Regions from separate parts of the Homo sapiens genome. Here region 2 is linked to region 1. Evidence: chromatin loops called from intact Hi-C (ENCODE). Cell type or tissue: B cell. All regions are shown on one strand. Links, peaks and the distances in the headings refer to the core of each region. The heading gives the core; the rest is flanking DNA. Region 1 overlaps ETHE1 (ETHE1 persulfide dioxygenase). Region 2 overlaps PSG4 (pregnancy specific beta-1-glycoprotein 4).

What was found. A loop is a pair of places that touch in the nucleus more often than their neighbours do. Peaks named below come from ENCODE experiments on the same cell type or tissue, not always from the same donor. Only the 100,000 strongest peaks of a DNase experiment are listed, where the experiment ranks them.
Region 2: it touches region 1 in a loop (16-fold over the local background); 5 of 110 quality-filtered maps call a loop at or near these places.

What each region holds. Positions count from the first base shown.
Region 1 is chr19:43,514,159-43,524,899 of GRCh38, forward strand. The region is part of intron 3 of ETHE1 (ETHE1 persulfide dioxygenase); the gene reads right to left. Among named protein-coding and RNA genes, the nearest start is that of ETHE1, 7.7 kb to the right of the region's middle. In B cell, for the core only: CTCF peaks have their summits at 5,526 (motif pointing left) and 5,725; DNase peaks (open chromatin) are centred at 4,713 and 5,493; H3K4me3 peaks cover 347 bases; H3K27ac peaks cover 682 bases.
Region 2 is chr19:43,187,079-43,197,819 of GRCh38, forward strand. PSG4 (pregnancy specific beta-1-glycoprotein 4) reads right to left here. Exons shown (of 6, transcript NM_002780.5): 4 at 7,917-8,195; 5 at 7,262-7,516; 6 at 5,624-6,310. The coding sequence ends at 6,294. Among named protein-coding and RNA genes, the nearest start is that of PSG5, 5.9 kb to the left of the region's middle. In B cell, for the core only: a CTCF peak has its summit at 4,850 (motif pointing left); no DNase peak of the experiment used is centred there.

The DNA of each region.
Region 1 (10,741 bases), core at 1,061-9,060:
GTTTGGCTGTGTCCCCACCCAAATCTCATCTTGAATTATAGCTCCCATAATCCCCATGGGTTGTGGGAGGGAGCCGGTGGGAGGTAATTGAATCATGGGGGTGGGTTTTTCCCATGCTATTCTCATGATAGTGAATAAGTCTCACAAGATCTGATGATCTTACAAACGGCAGTTCCCCTGCACACACTTTCTTGCCTGTCGCCATGTAAGCCATGCCTTCACTCCTGTTTTGCCTTCCACCATGATTGGGAGGCCTCCCAAGCCAGGTGGAACTGTGAGCCCACTAAACCCCTTTTTCTTTATAAATGACCCAGTCTTGGGTATGTCTTTTTTTTTTTTTTTTTTTTGAGACAGTCTTGCTCTGTCACCCAGGCTGCAGTGCAGTGGTGCAATCTTGGCTCACTGCAACCTCTGCCTCCCCAGTTCAAGCAATTCTCCTGCCTCAGCCTCCTGAGTAGCTGGGATTACAGGCATGTACCACCACACCTGGCTAATTTTTATATTTTTAGTAGAGATGGGGATTCACCATGTTGGTCAGGCTGGTCTCAAACTCCTGACCACGTGATCCACCTGCCTTGGCCTCCCAAAGTGCTGGGATTACAGGCGTGAGCCACCACACCCAGCCTTCAGGTATGTCTTTATTAGCAGCATGAGAACAGACTAATACAGAAGGGATATTCAAATGTGATACCTAAAGTGATAAATCATTAAGGAAAAGATCAGTCAGAAGGTTCTGAATGGCAGCAACACCATAAACAAAATCTAAAGAGAACCAATATGCTGGGAAAATATATTTGTAACATATACATACCACACAGTGGTCAATATACTTAATATACAAACAGATCTTGCAAACCAATTTTAAAAAGGTAAGCACACTAATATAAAAATGGAATACCCAACAGTCATTAAAAGCAATACCGTTGAAATAAAATTCAATGTTTTACACTTTTAAAAATAAAAAATAGGCAGTGGTGGCTGGGCGCTGTGGCTCATACCTGTAATCCCAGCACTTTGGGAGGCCGAGGCGGGCAAATCACCTGAGGTCAGGAGTTCGAGACCACCCCGGCCAATGTGGTGAAACCCCATCTCTACTAAAAATACAAAAATTAGCCAGGCATGGTGGCACATGCTTGTAATCCCAGCTACTTGGGAGGATGAGGCAGGAGAATTGCTTTAACCCGGGAGGCGGAGGTTGCAGTGAGCCAAGATTGCACCATCACACTCCAGCCTGGATGACAAGAGCAAAACTCCGCCTTAAAAAAAAAAAAAAAAAAAGACAGTGAAAAGGTAGCCCTCAGAGTGGAAAATGATATTTACAAACATAAACAGTAGTCCTTCCTTATCCGCAGGGGATACCTCCAAGAACCCAGTGGATATCTGAAACCTCAGATAGTACAAACCCTATAAATACTGTTTTGTTTTGTTTTGTTTTGGACGGAGTCTGGCTCTGTCACCCAGACTGGAGTGCAATGGCATGATCCTGGCTCACTGCAACCTCCCCCTCCTGGGTTCAAGTGATTCTCCTGCCTCAGCCTCTCAAGTAGCTAGGGTTACAGGTGCCCACCACCATGCCCAGATAATTTTTGTATTTTTTAGTAGAGACAGGGTTTCACCATGTTGGTCAGGCTGGTCTCAAGCTCCTGACCTCAGGTGATTCACCCGCCTCAGGCTCCCAAAGTGCTGGGATTACAGGCGTGAGCCACCGTGACCGGCCAATCTATGTTTTTTTTTCATCTGATAATCAAGAAGGCTACTAAGTGATTAACGAATGGGTAACATACTCCTATACAGCACAGATACACTGGACGTAGGGATAATTCATGTCCTGAGTGGGATGGTGTGAGATTTTATCATGCTACTCAGAACGATGTACAATTTAAAACTTACTAATTGTTTATCTCTGGAATTTTCCATTGAATATCTTCACGCTATGGTTGACCACAGATAACTAAAACCACAGAAAGTGAAACCACAGGTAAAGGAGTTGTACTGGATCCAACAAAGTTCTTGGATCCGGAATATATAAAGATCATCTACAAATCAAAATTACTGGGCAGTTTCTACTAAAGCTAAATCTACACATACCCTGTGGCTCAACCCTTGGTATACATGTGGTCCTTGACTTAAGATGGTCTGACTTATGATTTTTTTTTTTTTAACCAGAGTCTCACTCTGTCACCCAGGCTGGAGTGCAGTGGTGCGATCTCGGCTCACTGCAACCTCCGCCTCCCGGGTTCAAGCGATTCTCCTGCCTCAGCCTCCTGAGTAGCTGGGATTACAGGCACTCACCATCACACCTGGCTAATTTTTGTCTTTTTAGTAGAGATGGGGTTTCACCACATTGGCCAGGCTGGTCTCAAACTCCTGACCTCAAATGATCCGCCTGCCTCATCCTCCCAAAATGCTGGGATTACAGGTGTGAGTCAGCCACCATGCCTGGCTTTTTTTTCTTTCTTTTTTTCTTTTTTTTTTTTTTTTTTGAGATAGAGTCTCTCTCTGTCGCCCAGGCTGCGGAGTGCAGTGGCATGATCTCGGCTCACTGCAACCTCGGCCTCCTGGGTTGAAGTGATTCTTGTGTCTCAGCCTTCTGAGTAGCTGGGATAACAGGCACGCATCACTGTGTCTAGCTAATTTTTGTACTGTTATTTAGTAGAGACGAGGTTTCATCATGTTGACCAGGCTGGTCTTGAACTCCTGGCATCAAGCAATCTGCCCACACTAGCCTCCCAAAGTGTTGGGATTACAGGTGTGATGTGCCCGATGACTAACAATTTATTGACTTTACAATAATGTGAAAGTGATACATTTTATTTCTTTTTTTCATTTGTCTTTTTTTTTCTTCAGTAAAGATGGGCTCTCACTATGTTGACCAGCCTGGTCTTGAACTCCTGGCCTCAAGCAATCCTCCCATCTCAGCCTCTCAATGTGCTGGGATTACAGGCATGAGCCACTGCACCAAGCCAAAAGTGATACACTTTCAATAGAAATCATATTCCATGCACCCATACAGCCATTCTGTTTTTCACTTTCAATTCAGTATTCAATAAATTACATGAGATATTCAACACTCTTGTATAAAATACAAGGCTTTGTGTTAGATGAGTTTGCCCAACTGTAGGCTAATGTAAATGTTCTGACCACTTTAAGGTAAAGTAGGCTAACCTATAATGTTCAGTAGGTTAAATGTATTAAATGCGGCCAGGCACGGTGGCTCACGCCTGTAATCCCAGCACTTTGGGAGGCCGAGGCAGGTAGATTACTTGAGGTCAGGAATTTGAGACCAGACTGGTGAACATGGTGAAACCCCATCCATACTAAAAATACAAAAATTAGCCGAAGCCAGGCACGGTGGCTCGCCTAATCGCGACACTTTGGGAGGCCAAGGCAGGTGGATGACCTGAGGTCAGGAGTTCAAGATCAGCCTCGCCAACATGGTGAAACCCCATCTCCACAAAACATACAAATATTAGTCAGGCGTGGTGGTGATGTCTGTAATCCCAGCTACTCGGGAGGCTGAGGCAGGAGAATTGCTTGAACCCAGGAAGCGGAGGCTGCAGTGAGCTGAGATCACGCCACTGCACTCCACCCTGGGTGACAGAGTGAGACTCCGCCTCAAAAAAAAAAAAAAAATTAGCCAAGCATGCCAAGCGTGGTGGCACATGCCTATAGTCCCAGCTACTGGGGAGGCTGAGGCAGTAGAATTGCTTGAACTTGGGAGGCAGAGGTTACAGTGAGCAGAGATCATGCCACTGCATTCCAGCCTGAGTGACAGAGCAACACTCCGTCTCAAAAAAAAAAAACAAAAAACAAAAGTCAATATCCTCAGCTTGGGTGACAGAGCGAGACTGTCTCAAAAAAAAAAGTCAATATCCTGGGGCAAAAGGATATGAAACTGTTCTAGATCCAAAAAGATTTTTGATAAATAAAAAATAATAAATAAATAATAAAAAAGAAAACAAAACAAAAAGAAAAGAAGGAAAAAGAAAACACAAACACACACACAAAAGAGACTAAATAGACATAATGGCCAAACACTAAGCTCAATTGTATCCTGGTTCCTAAAAACAGCCGTAGGCTGGGCACCGTGGCTCACACCTATAATTACAGCACTTTGAGTCACCGAGAGGGGAAGATCATTTGAGCCCAGGAGATTGAGACCAGCCTGGGCAACATGGTGAGATCCTATCTCTACCAAAAAAAGAAAGAAAAAAGAAAAAAAAAGCTGTAAAAATTATTCCTCGGGTAATTGGAGACATCTGAACACAGCTGAATATTTAATAATGATATAAAGTTACTGCATATTGGCCGGGCGTGGTGTCTCACGCCTGTAATCCCAGTACTTTGGGAGGCCGAGACGGGCGGATCACGAGGTCAGGAGATCGAGACCATCCTGGCTAACATGGTGAAACCCCGTCTCTACTAAAAATACAAAAAAAAAAATTAGCTGGGCGTGGTGGTGGGCGTCTGTAGTCCCAGCTACTCGGGAGGCTGAGGCAGGAGAATGGCATGAACCCGGGAGGCGGAGCTTGCAGTGAGCCGAGATCGCACCACTGCACTCCAGCCTGGGCGACAGAGCGAGACTCTTGTCTCAAAAAAAAAAAAAAAAAAAAAAAGTTACTGCATATTTTGTTAGACGTGACAAAGGTTTTGTAAAAGAGGAAGTCTCAAAGTATAGCCTAGAGAACCCTGACATTCTGCAAAATCAAAACGATTTTTGGACTTTTTGCCCATTTTCACTCGCATTCCCCAAAAACATTTGGGGGAGAGGGGCGCGGTTCTAAAAGTTTCATGACCTATAGTGACATAATTGCTCTGATGGCTGATGAAATTTGTGCTTGTTTTTTTTTTTTTTTTTTTTTTTTTTTTTTGAGACAGTCTTGCTCTGTGGCCCAGGCTGGAGTGCAGTGGTGCGATCTCGTCTCACTGCAACCTCTACCTCCTGGGTGTTCAAGTGATTCTCATGCTTCAGCCTCCTGAGTAGCTGGGATTACAGGAGCGTGCCACCATGCCCGGTTAATTTTTGTATTTTTAGTAGGGACGGGGTTTCATCATGTTGGCCAGGCTGATCTCAAACTCCTGACCTCGGGTGATCCGCACACCTCGGCTTCCCAAAGTGCCAGGATTACAGGCGTGAGCCACCGCGCCCGGCCTGTGCTTGTGTATTGTTATATTTTGTACTATTATTTCAATGTAGATTTTAAAAAATTCAAAATAAGAAATTGTGGGTGGGGAACATATAACATCTTGACCTAAAGCAGCCTTCATTGTCCCTGAAACTTGTCGAGTGATTTCCGCAACAGCCCAGCCTGCCTAACCCCAAATTCTTTCAACAAATTCATTCTTCCCTTCCATGATGCATCATGTCTGTGACACATCCCCAGAGCTTTTCTTTCATCTGTTGCCTGCAGCAGCTAAACCTGAAACTACCCCCATCAAAGAAACATAACCCAGAAGGAATCCTGTAAAGCATTCAGCTTGCTGGCCTTGGAGTTCCCACGGCCTACACTGCCCCCTGGTGGCAAGTAAGCTCTCAGCTTCTTTTCCATTTGGTTCCCAAGTTCTTTCCCTTCATTACTCAAAACTATAGTAAACACCTCTTATCTGCCTGGGATACATTTCAAGACCCGGAGTGGATGCCTAAAACCGCAGATAGTACAGAACCCTACACACTATGCTTTTTCCTATACATACGCACCTATGATAGAGTTTAATTTATAAATTAGGCACATTAATAAATCAATAATAACTAATAATAAAATAGAACAATTACAGCAAGGCATGATGGTGCACGTCTGTAGGCCCAGCTACTTGGGAGGCTGAGGCGGGAGGATCACCTTAGCCAGGGTTCAATACCAGCCTGGACAACATAGCGAGACCCCCACCCAAAAAAAAAAAAAAAAGAATAGGTCGGACACAGCAGCTCAAACCTGTAATCTTAGCACTTTGGGAGGTCAAGGCAGGTGGATCACTTGAGGTCAGGAGTTCGAGACCAGCCTGGCCAACATGGTGAAACCCCATCGCTACTAAAAATCTTTTAAAAATCAATTAGCTGGGTGTGGTGGCACTCGCCTGTAAATCCAGCTACTGCTACTCGGGAGGCTGAGGCAAGAGAATCGCTTGAACCCAGGAGGCAGAGGTTGCAGTAAACCAAGATTGTGCCACTGTACGCCAGCCTGGGCAACAGAGTGAGACTCCATCTCAAAAGAAAAAAAGATGAAGTGATGGATGGTTAGAGATGTACACTGTAAAAAAAAATTTTAAGCCTGGTGCAGTGGCTCACTCTAATCCCAGCACTTTGGGAGGCCAAGGAGGGAGGATTGCCTGAGCCCAGGAGGTCGAGGCCAGCCTGGGCAATGTGGCAAAACTCTGTCTTTACAAAAAACACAAAAACTAGCCAGGAGTGGTGGTGCACACCTGTAGTTCCAGCTATTTGGAAGCCTGAGGCAGGAGGATCGCTTGAGCCAGGAGGTTGAGGCTGCAGTGAGCTATGATTGCACCACTGCACTCCAGCCTGGATGACAAAGTGAGACCCTGTCTCAAAAAAAAAAAAAAATTTTTTTTCAGCTTTTCTCTATGCTTGAAATTTTTCATAATAAAATGTTGGAAGAAAAATTACTCGTTTCACAATGTTAAAAGGAGGAAGTATTGAAACCCACACTTGAGCCACATAAGAATCAATGGTGGAGCTTTTAAAACATGCCAATTCCTTGTGTCCACCCAGAACAATTAAATCAGACTCTCTGATTCTAAGGGACCTGGGGGATCAGTGTTTTCAGCAGTACTTCTCTAAGCCAGCATATTTAACAGCAAACCTAACTTTCTGATTCGGCCACCCTGTGGCAGCTAAGATGTTCACTTCTCAATCAGTTTATTAAAAAAAGAAAACTTGGGCCAGGTGCGGTGGCTCACTCCTGTAATCCCTGCATTTTGGGAGGCTGAGGCACGCAGATCACTTGAGGCCAGGTGCTCACGACCAGCCTGGCAGTATGGCGAAACCCCATCTCTAATAAAAACATAAAATTTAGCCAGATGTGGTGGTGCGCACCTGTAATCCCAGCTACTGGAGAGGCTGAGGCAGAAGGATCACCGAAAGGCGGAGGTTGCAGTGAGCCGAGACTGCGCCACTGCACTCTAGCCTGGGTGACAGAGTGAGGCTCTGTCTCAGAAAAAAAAGAATTACTCCTGTTTTGGCGATCCACTGCCTTGTAGCGTCATCATGTATTAAACAGTCCCCTGCTGTGTACTTTGTCCCCTGCCCTACACCCCTGCTGTCTTTTGTGCACATGAGCAAGGGTGTCTCTGGGCTTCACACCTAGAAGGGGAACCTCTGGGTTGGAGATCCTGAAGGCAGCCAGCTAATCCTTGAAACAGCCTCAAGAGGAAGGTGCTGTGATAAACCCTGTGTTTTAGCGCAGGGAACTGAGGCTCCCAGAGGGAGGCAGAGATTGCAGTGAGCCAAGATTGTGCCACTGCACTCCAACCTGGGGGACAGAGTGAGACTCTGTCTCTAAAAAAAAAAAAAAGAAAGAAAGAAAACTCATTCTACAATGAAACCACTTAAATTTGTCCCATCTTTTATGTAAGATGAACAACCAGTTCAAGAAACTGGGAGTTTCTATGAAAATTAAACATTTGTCGACTCAGTGACCCAGAAAATCCAGTCCTTAGAATTCATGACAATGTTCCCTAAGATATTAGCAGAAGAATCTTCATAGCAGCATTATTCGTGGTAGCCAAAAACTGAATAATCAGAAGGAAAATAGGGTGTAGTGGCTCATGCCTGTAATTCACTTTGTACTTTGGGAGGCTGAGGCAAGGAGGATCGCTTGAGCCTAGGAGCCACCACAACCTGCCCATTTTGTAGGGCAAAAATTATGGCCAGTGGACCAAATTTGGCCTGCCATCAGTTTTTGTAAGGCCTGTAAGCTAAGAATCATTTTAACTTTTTTTCACATTGAAAACTATCAAAGTAACATGTAAAAACTAGATGGGGCTCACACCTGTAATCCCAACACTTTGGGAGGCCGAGGCAGGAGGGTTGCTTGAGGCCTGGAGTTTGAGACCAATCTGAGCAACACAGCAAGACTCAGTCTCTACAAAAAATTGTTTAAAAATTAGCTGGGCATGGTGGCACATGCCCATAGTCCCAGCTACTCAGGAGGCTGCGGTAGGAGGATCACTTGAGCCCAGGAGTTGGAGGCTGCAATGAGCTATGCTCACGCCAGTGCATACCAGCTTGGGCAATAGAACAAGAGCCTGTCTCAAACAAATTTAAAAAAAAACCTATATGAAATCCAAATTTTATTTTTTATTTTATTTATTTATTTTTTTTGAAATGGAGTTTTGCTCTTGTCACTCATGCTGGAGTGCAATGGCACCATCTGGGCTCACTGCAACCTCCACCTCCCGGGGGAGGTTCAAGCGATTCCCCTGCCTCAGCCTCCTGAGTAGCTGGGAATACAGGCACACCCCACCACGCCCAGCTTATTTTGTATTTTTAGTAGAGATGGGGTTTCACCATGTTGGTCAGGCTGGTCTCGAACTCCTGACCTCAGGTGATCTACCCACCTCAGCTTCCCAAAGTGCTGGGATTACAGGCATGAGCCTGACCTAAAATCCAAATGTAGAGGCCACAAATAAAGTCTTATTAGAACACAGCCATGCCTATTCATTTATGCAGTGTCTGTGGCTGCTTTCATGCCACAATAAGAGAGCTGAGTAGCTGTCACAGAGACCCTACTACCTGTAAAAACTGAAAATATTTACTATCTGGTCCTTCACAGAAAAAGGTGGCCAACTGCTGCTCTATAGCAATAAGAAGGAAAGAACTCCAAGTATAAACCAACATCATGTAGAGTGGAAAAAAGGCCAGACACAAAAGAGTACACTGTATAAGTCCTGTTTATAATGTCAGAACAGGCAAAACCGGCCTGTGGTTAAATGCATCAGAAGAATGGTGCCTTAGGAGGGCGGTCATTGGCCAGAAAGGGAGGCAAGGAAGACTTCTGGGGTGATGGGCAAGTTCTGTATCGGGATCTGGGTAAGTACTCATACACATGTATAATATGTGGACTCCTTTCATTCCATGAATGTTAACAACTCGGTTTTGTTTGTTTGTTTGTTTGTTGAGATGGAATCTCGCTTTGTCACCCAGGCTGGAGTGCAGTGGTGCGATCTTGGCTCACTGCAACCTCTGCCTCCCGGATTCAAGCAATTCTCCTCCTGCCTCCTCAGCCTCCTGAGTAGCTGGGATTACAGGTGCCTCACCACCATACCGCTTAATTTTTGTATTTTTAGTAGAGACAGGGTTTCACCATGTTGGCCAGGCTGATCTCGAACTTCTGACCTCAAGTGATCCGCCCACCTCAGCCTCTCAACGTACTGGAATTACAGGCATGAGCCACCACACCCAGGCTAACAATTCATTTTTTTAAAGTAGAAGGAAAAATAAAGGAGAGAAAAATGGACCCCCATCTCCAAAATCTCAGACAAGCCAGCCATGGTGGCTCACGCCTATAATCCCAGCACTTTGGGGAGGTCAAGGTGTGCAGATCACCTGAGGTCAGGAGTTTGAGACCAGCCTGGCCAACATGGTGAAACCCTATCTCTACTAAAAATACAAAAATTAGCCAGACATGGTGGCACATGCCTGGAATCCCAGCTATTTGGGAGGCTGAGACAGCAGAATCGCTTGCGCTCAGGAGGCAGAGGCTGCAGTGAACTGAGAGCTTGCCATTGCACTCCAGCCTGGGTGACAGAGCAAGACTGTCTCAAAAAAATAAATAAAAATGTGCCTGGGCGCAGTGGCTCATGCCTGTAATCCCAACACTTTGGGAGGCCAGGGCGCGCGGATCACCTGAGATAGGGAGTTGGAGACCAGCCTGACCAATACGGAGAAACCCCGTCTCTACTAAAAATACAAAATTAGCTAGGCATGGTGGCGCATGCCTGTAATCCCAGCTACTCGGGAGGCTGAGGTTGCGCTAAGCTGAGATAGCGCCATTGCACTCCAGCCTGCGCAACAAGAGCAAAACTCCATCTCAAATAAATAAATAAATAAATAAAACAAAAAAATTTGCTGGGCTTGGTGGCGCACGCCTGTAATCCCTGCTATTTGGGAGGCTGAAACAAGAGAATCACTTGAACCCGGGAGGTGGAGGTTGCAGTAAACCAAGATCGCACCACTGCACTCTAGCTTGGGCAACAAAGTGAGACCCTGTCTCAAATTAAAAAAAAAAAAAAAAAAAAGTTGCCTAAGGCTGAGGGGGGAAAAGGGAAGGATAGGGGTGATGGCTAAGGGGTGTGGGGTCTTTTTGGAGTAATGGAAACATTTTCCAATTAATGGTAGTAATGGATGTACAACTCTGAATATACTAAAAGTCATTGAATTGTGCACTCGAAATAGATAAATTATATGGTATGTGGGTTATATCAATAAAGCTATTAAGCCTGGGCAACATAGTGAGATTACAGCTCAACAAAAAATTAAAAAATTAGCCAGGTATGGTGGCAGGTGCTTGTAGTCCCAGCTACTTAGGAGGCTGAGGCATGAGGATCACCTGAGCCCAGAAGGTCAAGGCTGCAGTAAGCTATGATCCCACCATTGCACTCCAGCCTGGGTGACAGAGCAAGACCTTTTCTCAAAAACAAACAAACAAACAACAACAACAAAAAAGGGTGGGTGCAGTGGCTCATGCCTGTAATCCCAGCACTTTCAGAAGCCCTGTAATCCTAGCAC
Region 2 (10,741 bases), core at 12-8,011, 330 kb before region 1:
TGAATCTCTCATGCCTCTTGGGAGGAGAGGCCTGTGCTGGTTGCTCAGTGGGGGCTGTGAGTCCCAGAGTCAAGAGGACAGTTCTTCATCACTCTATGGCTCCCTGGGGTCTGGCAGCTGAGCTGGAGCTCAGGGTTTCTCATGTTCTCCCTGACCATCTTTGATGTCCTCTCTTCTCTGCCCAGCTGACTGTCCTGGGGTCACCACACCTTCCCCGTTGTGGTGCAGGAGGAAGTGGGGAGTTACCCAGGAACCCCGCGGGACATGGCTCGTTGAGACGCAGGAGGGGGAGCCTGGGACAGAGCAGGGGTTCAGAGCTGGAGAGATTCATCCCGACTTACTCCGTGGCCATGATGGGCTCAGCCCTCCATGTGCTGACATACCCAGGGGTCTGTCCTGAGGGTTTTGACCTGGCCAAGCTGCTCTCTGTAGAGGAGGAACAGGCATTGGCCAGAGATCCTGTCTGGAGGGACGTTGCTCACACCTGAGAGGGCGGGTGGGGGTGAGTTGTGTTCTGAGAGCAAAGAGCAATAACACCCCTCATCTCCCCGCAAGCACACAAGAGAGGTCTGTCTTCCCAAGGGACAGCTGGTGGCAGGTGGCCACATCCCGGATGGTGCCTGTGTGTGACCATCACACGCTCTCTGCGCCCCCTGGGCTGCAGCAGGCAGGCAGGACACAGGGTGCCTGGCTTATTCCCGGGGAGGCTGTGGGCCCTCAGGCAGCCACTGTTCTGTGTCAACACTAGGCTTGGCCTGGGATGCCCCAGAGAACAGGACAGATGGAGCAGGGGCGGGCATTTAGGGAGCAGTGACAGAAAGAGTTGATGAGGATGGAGGGAGGTCACGAGGGGAAAGAGCTCAGCGTGGCGTCGCGTGCACCAGCGCTGCCCTGGGAGATGCCTTTAGCTGGGCCCAGGGAAGGAGCAGGTGTGTGGGGCTGGAGCTACCTACAGAGGGAGTGGTGTTAGGTTGGCGGCCGCCAGGTCAGAGAGGAGCTGACAGAGTCCATGTGGGGAGCATGGAGGGCGCTGAGGACTTGGGCCGAATTGACCCTGGTGAGGGTGGACCCTTCTGGGCTGTGGGTTCTAATGAGGGACGTTGGCATCCCCTGGGAAGGCTCCAGGCTGGGAGGGACTCTGTCGTCCTCTGGTGGACAGGGAGGGAAGTGTGAACGGCAGCAATCCCAGGCCAGGCTGCATGTTTTATTCCACATGGATCTGCACACTTCACACGAGGTCACACTTACGTTATGTTACAGCTCCTTCACCTTCCAGCCCCGTGAGTCCCAGTCTGTGTGGCTCTACGTTCACTGTTCTCCCTCTTTCACAATCAGATGTCCCAAATGCAGATTTTTGTCACCTTCTGTGAGTTTGTGTTTGTGTGCAGTAGGCAGCACTGTGTATACCCTGGGGGCAGTGATGTCTGGGGCTGAGCACTGCAGTTGGGCTTGGGAGCAGAAGAGGGAGCAGCAGGATGGGAAGACCAATATCAGGGGGGCAGGGACAAGTCATTTTCATTTTCTCACTCCCAGGGACCAGAACCCAGGATTCTGACTCCAGGGCACAGTACCACACCCTGCTGGTGTCCCTGGATGTCATGATGCTCATAGTGTCATGTTGCCTTGGCATTCATTTTTATAAGGTGTAAGTTTATTTGCCTCAAATCAGAGGCAGGGCTTGGTCACCATGGCAGTTTTCAATACTGTATCTGGTTCAGGTGGCTCCAGTTGGTGTCCAGAGATAAAATCTTAGAGGCATCTCTGCTGCTTGGTGTGCTGGGCTCCCGTCTCTCCAGCTGCTTTCCTTAAACTGATAATTCTGACATTCGCCCTCACATTTAAAGTGACCACCTCTCAGTCACAGCGTGAGCTCCTGGTCCCAGTGTTTGCTGCTTGCTTTGAACACATCCATTAAAGCTCCCTGCTGGAAACCTGTCAGATAACACCCTGGACTTAATAAAGCCATTCGCTTACAGGTCTCTTCTCTCCTCCCTGCCTGGGCTCACTGACCTCTGTGTCTGTGGTCTCCAGGTGTGCCAAGTGCTCCCCAGTGTCTGTAAGTAGTAAAAATCTTACAATTTCACATTGTGGTTGTATTGCTGTTGCCTCACATGCCATCCAGGGCCTGACATTGAGGCTGCCTTATGGGACCTGTGCTGGCTGAGCCCCTGCTGGAGCTCTTGTTTTGGGGCCTCTGGTTCTGCTGGGGACAGGAGCTTCCAGCTAACTTGATTGAAAACTGATGCCTTTCATTGAAAACACTGGGTCAGATGATGTATTCATGGGCTTCAGCTGCCATAACAAACACCTTAGCCTGGGTGAATTAAATAATAGAAATCTATTTTTCACAGTTCTGTGAATAATGTGCTATTTTAACCACTTTAAAATAAACAATCAAGTGAAATTAACCACATACACAGTGTTAAATTACCATCACCAGTATTTTTCCTAGAAAATTTTTATCATTTTAAACTGAAACTTTGTATCTTTTAAACAATAACTCCCTGTATGTTCCACCCTAGACTTTGATCATCTCTACTCTGTCTCTATGAATTTGCCTATTCTTAATGGTTCATATAAATGGAATTATACAATGGTGTTATTTTGTTTCTGACATATTTCACTTAGCATAATGTTTCCAAAGTCCATGCATGTTCCAGCGGGTGTCAGAGCTTCATTCCTCTTTATGGCAGATTAACATTCTGTTGTATGTGTCACCATATTTATTTATTCATGTGTTGATGAACACTTGGATTGTTTTCATATTTTATCTTTTGTGAATAATGCTGCAATCAACATTCCTATGCAAGTACCTGTTTGAGTCCCTGGATTTAATTTTTTGGGTATATACCTAGGAATGGATGTTGTTTCAAATGAGAATTCTATGATTAGCTTTTTGAGGAACAGGAAAACTGTTTCTCCTAGTGGCTGTACATTTTTATATTCTCACCAGCAATATATGAGGATTCGAAATTCTACATAATGCTGCTACTTGTTATTTAACATTGTAAAAGAATGGTAGCCAGTTTTGTAGGTGTGATTGGTGTCTCATTGTAGCTTTGACGTTGTATTTTCCTAATGACTAATGATGTTGAGTATCTTTTCATGTCCTTCTTGACTATTTGTATATCTTCTTTGAAGAAATGTCTATTTGAGTCTTTTGCCCATTTATAAATTGGATGGTTTGTCCTTTTGTTATTGAGTTGTAGCTAGTTCTTGATATTATCTGGACATGAAAACTGCCTATATGTGGTTTGCAGATATTTTCTCTCATTCTGTGCCTATTAATTATTTTCTTGATAATTTCCTTTGATGTACAAAAGGCTTACATCTTGATAAAGCCCAATTTATCTTTTTTTCTTGTTTCTCATGCTTTTGTATCATATCTAAGAATCCACTGCACATTTGAGATCATCAATACTTACGTCTATGTTTATTTTAAGATGTTTTTATGGTTATAGGTCTTATATTTAACTCAGTGATCAATTTTTTAGAGAATGGTTTGATATCGTGGGAGGTAGAATTATCTAAATTAACTGTTTTGCATGTGGTTATCTAGTTGTTTCTGCACTATCATTTGAAAGGAGAATTGTTCCTCCATTAAATTGTCTTGATACCTCCTTCAAAGAGTAATTGACCATAAGTGTCAGGGTTTATTTCTAGACTCTCAATTCTATCCCATTTGTCTTTATGTCTATCTTTTGCCAGCAGCTTCTGTTTTAATAATTGTACTACTTTGTCAGTTTTCAAATAAGAAAGTTCAAGTCCTACAATTTATTTCGGCAAGATTGTTTTGGCTATTCAGTGGTCCTTTTTGAAAGGTGGGAAGGCCAGTGTTTCACAATTGGGAAAGCCTTTTCTGTCTTCTTCAGGGGGAAATTTGGGAGAACCTTCAAGAAACTTATTCTAAGTAGGTAAACTGTCACCACTTTATTTGCTGAAGTGCTATGTTAAAGTGTGCATTGCCTCTTGTGGAAGAATTGTGAGACCCTGGAAGCACTTGCCCATGTGGTGAGAGACAGTAAATTCCACGATGAGGGGGGAAGGGAACATTGTTTTAGGACACCGTGTTGTTGGGGAGTTGTATACATCTCTACTTATTTATGTCTCTGTACAGTGGGTGTAGGGACCAGCCCCACAGGGTCGGTGGGTTTTTCTCCACATGTACAGAGATGAGAGATTGTAGAAATGAAGACACAAGACAAAGAGATAAAAGAAAAGACAATTGGGCCCAGGGAACCACTACCACCAAGACGTGGAGAACGGTAGTGGCCACGAATGCCAGGCTGCGCTGATATTTATTGTATACAAGACAAAGGGGCAGGATAAGGAGTGTGAGCCATCTCCAATGATAGGTGAGACCACATGGGTCACGTGTCCACTGGACAGGGGGCCCTTCTCTGTTTGGCAGCTGAGGCAGAGAGAGAGAGGAGAAAGAGCTTACAGCATTATTTCTGCTTATTAGAGACTTTTAGTACTTTCACTAATTTGCTACTGCTAACTAAACAGCAGAGCCAGCTGTACAGGATGGAACATGAAGGCAGACTAGGAGTGTGACCACTGAAGCACAGCATCACAGGGAGACGGTTAGGCCTCCGGATAACTGTGGTTGGACCTCACTAACATCAGGCCCTCCACAAGAGATGGAGAAGTAGAGTCTTCTCTAAACTCCCCCGGGGAAAGGGAGACTCCCTTTCCCGGTCTGCTAAGTAGTGGGTGTTTTTCCTTGACACTGAGGGTACCTCTAGTCCATGGTCCACTTGGCAACAGGTGTCTTCCCAGACGCTGGTATTACCACTAGACCAGGAGCCCTCTAGTGGCCCTGTCTGGGCATAACAGAAGGCTCGCAATCTTGTCTTCTGGTCACTTCTCACTATGTCTCCCCAGCTCCTATCTATTTATGACCTGGCTTTTCCTAGGTTATAATCATAGAGCGAGGATTATTATAATATTGGAATAAAGAGTAATTGCTACCAACTAATGATTAATGATATTCCTATATAATCATATCTAAGATCTATATCTGGTATAACTATTCTCCTTTTATATTTTATTATACTGGAAAAGCTCGTGCCCTCGGTCTCTTGCCTCGGCACCTGGGTGGCTTGCCGCCCACAAGTGGGCATCTCCGTTGGACACAGTAGGTTTTGAAATCCTTGTTTATTCTCTGGGGTCTGGGTCTTGGCTTACCTGTTAGCTGCAGCTGAAAGAGGTGTCTGCTAAGTCAATGACACCTGTGGGGAGAAGAAGGATTCAGCAGAGTGAAAGTAGCTGGGACTCAGAGAAGCCAGGAAAGTCTGACTCTTAGAAACTGTGGGTCAGCAGATGGGTGTCCTCAGGGATAAATGGGCCATGCCGGTAGCCACTGCAGTGAACTGGAAGAAGGTAAGGGATGCTGGGTATCCCATGTTCTCTCTCAGCTCTGCAGCTGAAGATTTGGGCCCTGGGCTAGTACAGCCCTGCAGCAGGGGAAGGGTATACAGGAATGGCTGCATATCAGGACCAAGTCCATGTCATCTTCTTAGGCATTGTTACTGCAGATGGAGGATTCTGTTCAGAGACCTGGCCTGGACACATGGGAGGGCCCACCCCATTCTTTTAAAATTATTTTAAGAGAACAGTATTAGCAAATGTGGTACATGTTTTATTCTGCTAGAATCAGTATTACTGTCACGTTTTACACTGTATCTCTTAGGAAATGGTGAGAGCCATCCACACAATGTGCATTTAAAGGAGACTCTACTATAATTTCAGCTTTCCTACTCTTTATAGAAACCATCTTCTCTGCAAACACACAGGCAATATCTCTGTGTTCATTTCTATTGGGAGCCCTGTATGCAAGATGGAGAGAGCCACATTTCCCCTGAGATGTTACGTAAAAGTTTGAGGTTGAGATGACATATCTGACACTCTGTTGTTACCCTCAGAAGCTACTACATGTGAAATTCTAATGACTGCATTATCCTGCCAAGTGAAAGAGGCAGGCATGAGCAAGGACGGTTAAGAGGGGTGGGAGCCTTATCATGATGGGGAGTCTTGTTCTGACATCTTTGGAAAAACTGTCCACAGTGTGAAGTCATCAACTTGTTATCCTGGTTTACAGTTTGAGTAGCTGTTGTTATGGTGTCGAACATTTTGGTGAGTTCTGAGTGGCTCACATGTCAGGTACAAGGGTTTTCCCATGAAATTTACATCGAGTTGTCCACCTCCAGCTTATAGGGCTTCTGGAACAGAGTGGGTCTTGCTCTTCGTGATTCCATGGGAGAAAATGGAATTGGAGGAACTAGTAGAATTCAGGGTAATATCCAGTCTACAGGTGGATAATAAAAACACAGAAACAATGAACAGAGCTGCAATCTCATAACCGGTGTACTACAGTTTTTATTTTCCACATAATTTTTCTCTCTATGGGCATCTCTAGTTTTACCAATGATAATTTCAGTAGAATAAGTTTGTTTGCAAAATAGGTTGAGTTTCTTCAAACGTGGTCTGATTCTTTACATAAGTGCAGCAAGAGTAGCAATAGACCATGTAGGCGCTCTTTTAGAATTTTATTTGCTCTAAGTTTTTATAAGGACTCTCAGATTAAACTTTTACAAAACCCTTGAGAATAGGAAGCCAAACCAAGGCTGACTTCAGACTTTGCCTGCAGTTCATATTGGTTCATTCTATCTATATTCTTGAATATAACATCCCAGTCAAAGCCTTGGTAATATAACCAATGATTTGAAATGTGTCCTGTTACAAAGAGAGCAGATTGTTACTGTACTTGTGCAAATATGTGTATTACCATAAACATATCAATACTCATGAATAGTTGCCCAATTCTGGGGCAGTCAGGTAGAGAGCAAAAGTAAATGTTTCAATTACGGTTCCCAGAAGTATAGTTTATTGAACTGCTACAAGCTATAGATAGATTAAAAGAAAAAAATTCCATAAATCTAGAAAACAAACCATTTAAAGAATCAGCAAATTTTCAAATAAAAATCATAAAAATATTATCCTCAATATTGTCAATTATTTCAATGAAATCAATGTTTCTCCTGCTTGGTCTAGGCTGGGAATTTTAAGAAGATATCAGCCTGTTTGTTAAAGTTTTGGAAGTTCTTAGACAAATTGGGAGTGTTCAGGAGTAGAATTTGGGATTTGCTTGTGCCCATGGGACACAGGCTGGGAATAAAAATGTTTTCCTCACTCTTCCCTGAATGCCAGATAGACTCCACCTAAATCCCTATTGCCAAGGATGCTGGGATCCACTTACCAGAGACTTTGACTGTGATGGATTTGGAGCTTTCCTTGCCAGTGGCTGAGTTACGAACAGAGCAAGCATAGAGCCCACTATGCTTTGTAGTTATTTGGGGGATAGAGAGCTTTTGTCCTGATAGCTGAAACTTCCCATTAATTGTCCAAGAATATTGTGCCCGTGGGTTAGACTCGGCGAAGCAGGACAAGTAGAGGTTTTCTCCTGAACGGTAATAGGTGAATGAAGGGTAAATGCTGGGGAGGTCTGGACCATCTGGCGCAAAGAGAATAAAGCCATAGGTGATGTCATCCGAGGGAAGGGGATGTTCCTGGTCTCTTAAAGGGACACAGTTACCCTCTAAGCCAAGACACACCTTCAAGTCCCAGCCAAACTCCCTCTATGTTCACTGAGCCGAAGCCTGAGGTATTCACCTGTTTCTCCCATCACAAGTTTTAGGCCCCAAGTCTCCCATGACAAGAGCGTCCCCTCCCCTTATATTCTTGGTTAAGGCTGTGCCTACCTAGGTTTTCCCAGGGCAGGGAGTCATGGCCACCTCGGATGTCCAGAAGTAAAGGTGTCTATACTTGGACTGGAGAGAGACTGAGAGACCTGGCCTCTGGTGGTTTGGATTTAAGCTGGTGTCCTGGCCCACAGAGGAACAAAAGATACTCACAGAGGACATTCAGGGTGACTGGGTCACTGCGGATGCCACCATATCGGTCCCGTATTTCACATTGATAAGGTCCTGTTTCATTTCTCGTGACATTGGGTAGAATGAGGATCCTGTTTTCAATGGGTCGCTTTACCCTGGGACTGACAGGGAGGCTCTGACCATTTAGCCACCAAATGTAGGTGTAGTTCTTACTCTTAGGTTCACAGGTGAAGGTTAAGACATCCTTATTCTCTCTGGGGTTTAAGTTGTTGATTGTGATGTAGGGCTTGGACAGCTTTGCTGTGTGGATAACAGAGAGAAGATTGTCCTGTGTGGCACCTTTGATTCCTCCACAGGCATACTTCAATCAGAGTTGGCATCTCCCACCTCTCAGCCCACCCGAGTCCTTGAAAGCCAATAGCTGGTGCTTCTGTCACAAGATAGATGCATGATGATCTAAGGGCTCAAAGACTGTGAGGCCACCTGCTCTGTTTTAGGGAGGCACAGACTTTCTCAAGTGTCAATTGAGCAGCAGTGTTGGGTCATGGACAGACATATCAGTGGGAGTCACAGCCCCTTGTACCCCTCCCAGTCCCTCCCTAATCAGTTAACTTGCTGGCTCACCTTGGGTTCCTTACCTGGAATGTGCAACTACTGGGCCCCTTCCAAATTCCATCCTCCTTTGCCCCCCTAGATGAGATTTCTCTGCAGCTTCCATTTCAAGGACATTCTAGAGATGAGTAATAATGGGACTTCCCATTGTCCTGAAACCCTGAAGATACTGAGCAGTCTGGCCTGGGACTGGATGTTTCAGCAGAAATAACACAGGAGAGACCAGAGTCAAGCCTGGAGGTCAGTTCAGTCATCAGCCAGTGGAGGCAGAAAGTGGGGCAGTGTTTTGCAGGTGTTTCATGATGACTTACTTGAACCAGTGACCTCTAAAGATAGAGCAGAGTGCAAGGAATGATCTAGAAGGAGTCAAGGGGACAGGCAAGAGCTGGTGGCTTTGGAGCAGAACCATGTTCCCTGTCCTGGGTTCTTTAAGTTTCCTCTCCTTCTGCAGAGGGCAGGTGAGGACCATGTGGATCTTTCCAGAAATACATATGGACATTTGCAAAAGCAGAACTGACTGGTGGAAAGTGTGGGAATGAACTGCTGGAAATCTGGTCCTCATGGACCATGTGTGTTTGATGGATATGAGACAAATTTGGAGAGAAGTTTTGCAAATATTTTCTTTCATTGGACATTCTACTCTCTGATTCCCTGGGTTCGACTACTCTAGGGACCTCATGTAAGTGGATTCCAGAGTGAATATGAGAAGAGACTGCTGTTTGCCAGGAGCTGGGAGTGGGGAGAATCAGAAGTTGTTCATGGGTGTGCAGTTTCAGTTATGCAAGGTGGGGAGGTTCTGGAGATCTGCTGTAGAGCTTGATGCCTATAATTCACACAGATTGAGTATTATGCATAAGACTTAGAACAAAAAGTGTTTTGGATTTCTGACATTTTTTTATTCTGAAATATTTGTCATATGCTTACTGGTTTAGCATCCCAAATCTGAAAGATTCAAAATCTAAAATGCTTCAGTGAGCATTTCTTTTCAGCATCAGATTAGTAGGCAAAAGTGGGAGGTGATAAGCCAAAGATATTCTTGCCCTTTTTTTTTCTCTCACCACGTTTCTAGCTTGATGATTAGTTTTTGGTCAATTCCATACTGGCCATGCTGCACTCATATATTTTTTAAAGCTTTGGGATGTGAGAAAGGCTGATTGCTATTTTCTGTCGTCAGAACTTTCCACGTTTTCATGGTTGCCTCTTTTTCTCAGTGTTTCTGTTGTGGCAGTCATTAATAAGAGCCTGTCAGGTCAGATTTAGGACAGAGTTTTATAATTCTGCAAAAAAATGTTACTGGGATTCTGGTAGGGGTTGCATTGAATCTGCAACTAACTTTGGGTAGTATTGTCTTTCTAACAATATTGATTCTTCCAATCCATGAAAATGAAATGTCTTTCCATATATTGATATCGTCTTTAATTTCTTTCAGCAATGTTTTGTAGTTTTCAGGATATAATCATTTGACCTTTTTGATTAAACTTACTCCAAAATATTTTATTCCTTTTGATGTTAATGTGAATTGAAATTATTTCCTTAATTTCCTTTCAGATTGTTCATTGTTAGTGTATAGTCTAAAGAATGACCTAGAAAGAGTGAAGGGGACAGGCAAAAGCTGGTGGTTTTGGAGCAGAAACATATTCCCTGTGCTGGGTTTTTGATTTTCCCTCTCCCTTTGCAGAGGGCAGGTGGCTTTTCCCTGATAGCTAGATAGACTTCACTGGAAAACATATTGCCAATGCTCCAGGGATCCACTTACCAGGCACTATGATCCTCTTGATTATGAGATTTGTTCCATCAGTGGCTGAGTTATGGATGAAACAGACCTAAACCCCTCTATATGTTTTAGTGATTTGGGGGATAAAGCACACTTGTGCTGATTGCTGGAACTTCCCATCAATCAGCCAAGAATGCTCTGCCAGTGGGTGAGAGTCTGTGAGGCAGGAGAGATTGGGGAATTCCCCTGTATGGTAATAGGTGTATGAGGAAGAAATGGTGGGGGCATCCAGGCCATCTGGAGCAAAGAGAATAAAGTCACAGGTGACATTGTCAGAGGGAAGGGAAAATCCTGGTCTGTGGAAGGGCCACAGTGACCCTGTGAGCCAAGTCGCAACACTGAAGTCCCAGCCAAATCCCCGCTGTGTTCACTGATCTGGAGCCTGAGACCTTCACCTGTTTCTCCCATCACAAGCTGTGGAACCTGAGTCTCCCATGACAGGAGCAGCCTCTTTTCTCCT